2 separate regions of the Homo sapiens genome follow, and region 1 is linked to region 2. Evidence: chromatin loops called from intact Hi-C (ENCODE). Cell type or tissue: MCF 10A. All regions are shown on one strand.

Region 1 (4,000 bases), 120 kb before region 2:
CCATGGAACACTACGTAGCCATAAAAAGAAGAAATTGTTCTGTTTCCTGAATTGAGTCCATAGTAATATTTTTCTTACAACTTACTACATAACAGCTGTCATTTTACAGTTAAAGAACCATTAGAATGTTTTAATTAATCATGACTATATGATGTCCTTTGCAACAATATGAATGCAGCTGGAGGCCATTATCCTAAGCGAATTAACGTAGAAAACCAAATACCTCGTGTTCTCACTTGTAAGTGAGAGCTAAACATTGGGTACACACAGACACAAAGATGGAAACAACAGACACTAGGGATTCCAAAAGGGGAGCGAGAGGGAGTAGGGAAAGGGCTAAAAAACTACCTGTCAAGAACTATGTTCATCACTTGGGTGACAGAATCCATATCCCAAACCTTGGCATCAAACAATATACTCATGCAACAAACCTGCACGTGTACCTCCTATATGCAAAATAAAAGAAGAAAGTTGTGTATTCTAAGTAGTTTTAACTTTTACCAAAAACTGCCATACCCAAACACTGCCCTCCTATTTAGATCACTTACGTTTTTTCATAATATGCCATATCTAAAATCTATTTAACAGAGTAATATCAGTAAATTATATAACAGACCAAAACATATTTTAAAATGTAATTACATTAAAAACATTTGCTAACCAATGAATATTTCCTTTAAATTACAATGACCACTGCATACTTTCTTACCTTGAAGAGCCTGAAACCTATGATCATTTGAAGAATTAAGAAATCTATCCACAATTGTAATTCTGTTCTGGAGGAGTTTCTCAATAAGTTCAAGTCCTTCAGGTCCCAGCAGTTCAAATAGCTTATAAAAAGAGAAAAAAGTAACAAACATCAGTTATCTCAAAGTTTAACTTTTTCAAGTTATTAACAACCTATTCAACAGAGGTGTAAAGCCAAACTAATATAGAAATACTCAAAAAATTTAATAAAAATGGTACCTTAAACTAAGAAAAATGACTCTTCACATTGCCAAGAAGCTTTATAAAGGCTTTCTGCAATTACATAATTAAAAAACATTATTCAATTTTTAAAAATTACGATTTGAATATATAACTCCAAATCACAGAATAACAAATTCTTGGTATAACCAAATGAAATTCTAAAATAATTTAATTTGCTCTTCAACATATCATTCTGGTTTTCCCAAATAGAGTCCAGAGTACTATTTTTCTTACAACTACTATACAACAGTGTAATTTTTAGCGTTAAAGAACCATTAGAATGTTTTAATGAATCATGACTTCGTGCCAATTTTTTACATGTATTTTAAATGCTAAATAAGTCTGAAATCTAAAACAAAGTGCTGCAAGTGCTTTACATAACTTTATGAAAATTTCCGAAGCATATCCCACTCTCCTATGCAGAGTAGTTACCAAAGATTAAGTTGATGTCAGAGTTAGAGAACCAGTGTTAGGATTCAGAGTTTCAACCACATAATTGCACAATATAACTATTCTAGGAAGTCTCTAGGTTTCCGCGAGTATGATCTGGGAAGATACATGTATATATTTCTTGTTTAGAAATATAATGCTCTAATTTTGCATATGAAGATGTCATATTAACCAAATTCTAACCATTCTCAGAGAATCCACACAAATAAAACCATAAAATAAAAATTTACTTTGTGTATATGGACATTAAAAGTTTAATAAATATTTTCTTTTTGCTGTTCATTTTACTGAAGTTATGCACACAAAGGGACAACAAAAGAAACAAAATGAATTATTAAGAATAGTCCTGTCCAATCAATTTTAATTCTATTGGCCAGTACTTTTTATTGAACACATTATATGCCAGGTACTATGATAGGCATTTTGCTAATCCTATCAAGCAAATCCTCCTAATACTACTTTCAAATTAAGGTATTATTATTGTTATTTTTGGACTTAAGAAAATAAAGCTTTAGAAAATTTACACAAATTGGCCAAAGTTACAACTAATAGTAGTGTTTTCTAAAATGACATCTATCTGAATCCAAGCCTAAAGAACTCTCCACTGCACTATATTAACACTGTTGAATATTTTCCAGAAAACTGTGACCCTGAAATGAATATGCAATATATTGTAATAAAAAAGATACCAAATTCGGTAATATAAAAGACATTAATTGAAGTTAAGAAACTTGTACAGGGAAACAGCAGAGGAAGCAGTAAAGAAGCAAGATAACAGGAAAATGGTCAAGAAATATGAAAGTAAATATATAACTTGTGACACCCACCCTCCCTCCCCTCAAAAAAAAGATATTAATAATATGTGGCAGAAAGGGTTTAGGACAGACAAGGATAAAGGATGCTGGTAGACAAGACATAATGTCTGTGTTCCCTTACCCTCCATACTTCCGCAAAGAATTATCCATCAACAAAGTATGACATATGGAGTCCTAGAAGTCCCGGACACTTAGGGGGCCCACATGGTCAAAATTATTTTCATGATAATACTTAGCTATTATTTGCCTTTCTCATTCTGGTGACATTTGTACTGATGGTGCAAAAGCAATGGTGGGTAAAACTGCTGGTGCCTTAGCATAAATCAAGCTAATAGTGTCAAATAAATTAGTAATGATTGTATTCTTCACTGTCATACAAGCACAAATACAAACAACAACAACACAAAGCCAACTTCACTTAAGAATGTCCGTAAGTAATGCAATAAAAATTATCAGTTTTGTAAATTTCATATCATGAGTATGTATCTTTTTTAATATTCTGTGTGACAAAAGGGGAAGTATGTATAAAATTACTCCTACTATATATAGAATAAATGTTATGTATAAAAGTATTTTGTAAAAATTTTATAAAAGTATGTATAAAATTGCTAGTGAAGAGGCTTTCTATGTAACATCATTTTGATTTGAAATAAAGGCTAAAAACAAATTGATTATTCAGATTAGGGTATCTGACAAACATTTTCTCAAAAATGAAAGTGAGCCTCCTACACAAAGGAAAACAACTGAATGTATTTGTTGCCAATGCTAAAATGCAAGGTTTCAAGAGAAAATTAGAATTTTGAAAAACTGTATCCACCACTGTAAATTTGACCATTTCCCAATACTTAAGACTTTTCTGATGATACCAGTGATAATATTAATGAATGAATTCTTTTTCTATTATATAATCAAATGCGTCAACATTCAGAAGATTTGCATAACTCACTCAATCAATTATTTTCCAAAAGACTCATATATGATGTTATAAAATTATACATGGGTAAAAAAATCCATTAAAAATGAGACCAATAGATTTTCACAAAACCTAGCATAAAAATTCATTGATATGCCAGATTTTCATTGTAACTAAACTGCAAGAAACTACTGCTTGTCAAGTTTTAATTTAGTATCAAAAAAGAATATTAAAAATTATTTGAAAACGCTTTTAAAATATTATTCTCTTTTCTAACTGTGTATCTATGTGAGCCTGGATTCCCTTTGTAGGCTTAAACCAAAAATATATATCATAGCAGATTGATTACAGAAGCAGGTATGAGAATCTGCTTTCTATTAAACCAGATATTAAAAAGATTGCAAAAATGTAAAATAATGATACTTTTCTTTCTATATTTTACAGTTTTGGAAAATATAGTTAATTTTCATCAAACTGCTAACTTCTATTATTATTGTTATTTTAAAATGAATAAATATATGTAATCATGTGTCACTTAACAACACATATCCTGAGAAATGCACCACTAGGTGATTTTGTGGGAACATCATAGAGTGTAATTACACAAACCTAGATGAGGCAGTATACTACACAGCTAGACTATATGGTGTAGCCTATTTATCTTAGGCTACCAACCTGTACACCATGCTACTATACTGAATACTGGAGTCCACTGACATGCAATGGTAAGTATTGGTGTATCTAACCATATGTAAACACGGACAAGATACAGTAAAAACTACTGTACAAAAGATAAAAAATGGTATAACTGTATACTTGAAAGAGCACTTACTATGAACGGAGCCTGCAGGAT
Region 2 (4,000 bases):
TGTGGTCCAAGTAAATTTTTACCAGTGAAATGTGAATGGAAGTAATGAATACCATTATATTAGTTATCTCTTGCTATACAAATGATAGCCTAAAATAACAATAAACATTTCATACAGTTTCTATGGAGTTGCAAATTCAGAATTGGCTTTGCTGAATGGTTCTAGATCACGGTCTTGGTTGTAGTCAAGATGGCAATGGGGCTGCAGTCATCTGAAGGCTTTGCTGGGACTTGAGGTTTCACTTCCAAAATGACTTATTTACATGGCCTTTGGCAGGATACCTCGGGTTTTTTTTTTTTTTCTCCACATGCATCTCCTGAAAAGACTACCTGAGTGTCTTCATAACATGACAGCTGTCTTTGCCCATAGCAAGTGACCCAAGAGAGGAAGGCAGAAGCTGCAGTATCTTTTGTGACCTGGCCTCAAAAGTTGTATGTGGTCATTGCCACAATATCAGATTGGTTATACAGGTCAGCTCCTTTCAATGTGGGAGAGTACTACAGAAGAAGTGTGGCTACCCAGAGGTGGAATTCACTGGTGGTGGCGGTGCATCTTGGAGGCTGCCTACCACAGTCCTTTAAGAGAGAAGCTAGGCCTTTCTGACATTCTTTTTCTTCTTCTGATTGGAAACTGGATGTGGAACTTCATCCTAGATTGTAGAGATAATGGGACCCTAGGGGTTGCATGGCCACAAGATGGAATGAATGTATATATTTGAATCAGATTCCTCTACTCAAATTACAGGGTCCTGGACATCCTCTAGATAATAGTGGTCTTATGACATTGCCTCTTGATGTAGTAGCCAGATGGATTTTTGAATGGCCTCCCCTGAGGACAGGAGTTTGTTGTGTTTATAATAGGATGTATGGTATTTGATGTTGGCAGACAATTCTCCATGAACATTTTCACATTTCTTTATGATTCATATCTTTAAAGCAAGGGATAATGTCTGAATAGCAAGGGACTTGAAAGCTGGAAATTTAGAGATTTGTCTCCTGTCGAGACATTTGCTTACATTCCAAAATAATAAAGATAAAGATCTTCCCCTTCTTTCCTGAAGAGGATTTGTTTACATTTCAGAATAAAACATACCCTCTCTTTTTCTCTCTGGAAATGAAAATAGGCATATATACAGCAGTCCCTATATAAGCTCTGAACCTCATAAGTTTAGAATTCCTCTCCTTGGATGCATTTCTGTTACATGCACAAGTAATATCTCACTCTCAATCATGTTGGCCCATGGAGACTGGAGCTGGGGAAATTGTTCCAGAAAGCGTCTTTCTTTCCGGAAAGAAGCTGCTCTGGCTGTTTTTGCTGTAAATAATAACTTATTTGTCTTATCCAAAAAACATTTTTTCTCCTGTCAAGATAGCTAAATCTATATGTCTATAAAACTGTGGCAGGCTAACTTATTGGCTTGCAAGCAGGATAAGATCTCTGACCTTTGACAGTTTCTGACTTAACAATTATGAACATTATGCCAATAAATTAGACAACTCAGATCAAATGAACAAATTCCTTCAAAGACACAGACCACCAAACTCATTAAAGAAGAAATAAACTGAATAGCCCTATGTCTATTAAAGACATAGAATTTGTAGTGAACAACTTTACTACAATGAAAACTTCAGTTCCAGCTGGTTTCATTGGTGAATTCCAACAAACATTTAAGGAAGAAATAATACCAATTCCCCACAAACTCTTCCAGAAAACTGAAAATGGGGGATACTTCCTAATTCATTCTATGAGGCCAAAAGTACTCTTATAGTCAAACAAAGAAAAATATTTAATTTTTGTTTGTGTATATGAGTACTTTGGGTATTAATACCTTTTTGTTGTTGTTGTTGTTTAGGAATAAGAGTACTTTTTGGCCTTACAGAATAAATTAGGAAGCCTCTTTGGGAGGTTAACGTGGGTAGATGGCTTGAGTCCCAGAATTTGAGACCAGCCTGGGCAACACGACAAAATCCCATCTCTACAAAAAACACAAAAAAATTGGGCGTGGTGGCATGCGCACGTAGGCTGACAATGGAAAGATCACCCAAGCTCGGGAGGTCGAGTTGCAGTGAGCTGAGCCATGATTGTGCAACTGCCCTCCGGGTGACAGAGTGAGACCGTGTCTTAATTAAAAAGACAAAAAAAAAAAAGATATTACAAGGAAATAAAACTACAGATCACTATTTCTTATAATCATATATAGCAATTGTTAAACAAAACTTTTTTTTTTTGCAAATCTAATAAAAACTATGTAAAAAAGATAATACAGAATGACTAGGTGAGGTTTATTCCAGGAATGCAAGATTGAGTAAACATTTGAAAAACAATTGATGTAATTTACCACATTAACAAACTAAAAAGAAAAATTACATGATTCATCTAAATAGGCACAGAAAAATATAGGAGATAACACTGGGTTACATAATACTTTCTTGGATATGACACCAAAATCACCATTCATTAACATAAATTGATAAATTGGACTTCATCAAAATTAACAACTTTTGCTCTGCAGAGGAAGCTGCTTGGAAAATGAAAGACATGAATTGGTAGACAACATTTTCAAATCATGTATTTGATACATGACTCTTGGCCAGAATATATAAAAATCTTTCAAAACTTAACAGTAAAAAAACAATTCCCAGAAATGAGCAAAAACATTTGAAAAGACACTTCACTAAAGAAGATATTCAAATGGCCAATAAGCACATGAAAAATGCTCAACATCATTAGTAATAAGGGATGTGCAAATTAAATTCACAATGTGATTCCATTACACACCTACTGGAATGGCTAAAATTTAAAAAGACTGATTTTGGCAAAGATGTTTAGGAAACGGAACTCATATACACTGTTGATGGGAATATAACATGGTATAACCACTTTTGACAGCAGTTTGACAGTTTCTTAAGAAGCTGAACATACATCCTTCATGTGATCCAACAATTTCATTTCTAGCTATTCACTCAAGAGAAATAGCCAAGCACAGTGGTGCAAGCCTGTAGTCCCAGCTACCTGGGAGGCTGAGGTGGGGGAATCACTTGAGCCATGGAGTTCCACAGTGTCATATGATTGTGCCTGTGAATGGCCACTGCCCTCTAGCCTGGGCAACATAGGGAGACCTCATCTCTTAAAAAAGAAAAGCAAGTGTCCACACAAATACAGGGACACAAATGTTTACAGTAGTGTTATTTGCAATAGATAAGACCTAGAAACCACTCAAATGTCTATTAAAAGGCGAATGGATAAACAAATTATGGAAGATATTGCAGTGGAATGCTTCTCAGTAATACACTTGAGATTACATTTGGTGATATCTCCTTCTAAAGCAGAGGAAGCTACAGGAGATAGTAGATAAAGACCTAGTACAAGACAAATAAACAAAATAAAACATCTTTTCAGAGTAGCTTATGCCCACAGAAGGTTTTGAATAGCCACAGGAGGCTACTCCTGTGGCACAGAGGGAGAATGCCAGTGGAGAGCCATGTAACTGAGACCGGGCCTTTACCATGAAATATACTTCCATTAAAAAATATGTGAAATTGAGGTTTGTTCATTTGGCAGAATTTTCACTACTGTCAGTTTTCTATTTAATTTTATGTGGTGTTATTGGCTTTTCTTTTTTTAAAAAATAATAATCCCATGTTTCTATATTGTGGCCCCTGAGCTTACGTTTAAGAAGTTTGTGGGGAGATTTACCACTTTTTCAGGCGAGGACTTTAAAAGAGCGATACCCATTATCAGAAACTTAAGCCTTCAGTGGTAGAAGTCAGTTGGAAATAAATAATTTTTTTAAGTCACAGTTGACTATTTACTTGAGCTATGGTATTGTAAGTAAATAATCAAATATAACCTGTCTTTTGAATTTTGATTATATAATTAATCACTATTAATCATGCTTCAACTATTCCAATCTTTTTTTTAACTTTTATTTTAGGTTTGGGGGTACATGTAAAGGTTTGTTACATAGGTAAACATGTGTCATGGGGGTTTGTTGTATAGA

What was found. A loop is a pair of places that touch in the nucleus more often than their neighbours do. Peaks named below come from ENCODE experiments on the same cell type or tissue, not always from the same donor. Only the 100,000 strongest peaks of a DNase experiment are listed, where the experiment ranks them.
Region 1: it touches region 2 in a loop (6-fold over the local background); 1 of 110 quality-filtered maps calls a loop at or near these places.

The regions. Positions count from the first base shown.
Region 1 is chr6:100,805,051-100,809,050 of GRCh38, forward strand. ASCC3 (activating signal cointegrator 1 complex subunit 3) reads right to left here. Exons shown (of 42, transcript NM_006828.4): 5 at 710-830. Among named protein-coding and RNA genes, the nearest start is that of ASCC3, 74 kb to the right of the region's middle. In MCF 10A, no CTCF peak of the experiment used is centred here; no DNase peak of the experiment used is centred here.
Region 2 is chr6:100,922,711-100,926,710 of GRCh38, forward strand. The region is part of intron 2 of LOC107984041 (a long non-coding RNA gene); the gene reads left to right. Among named protein-coding and RNA genes, the nearest start is that of ASCC3, 43 kb to the left of the region's middle. In MCF 10A, no CTCF peak of the experiment used is centred here; a DNase peak (open chromatin) is centred at 2,061.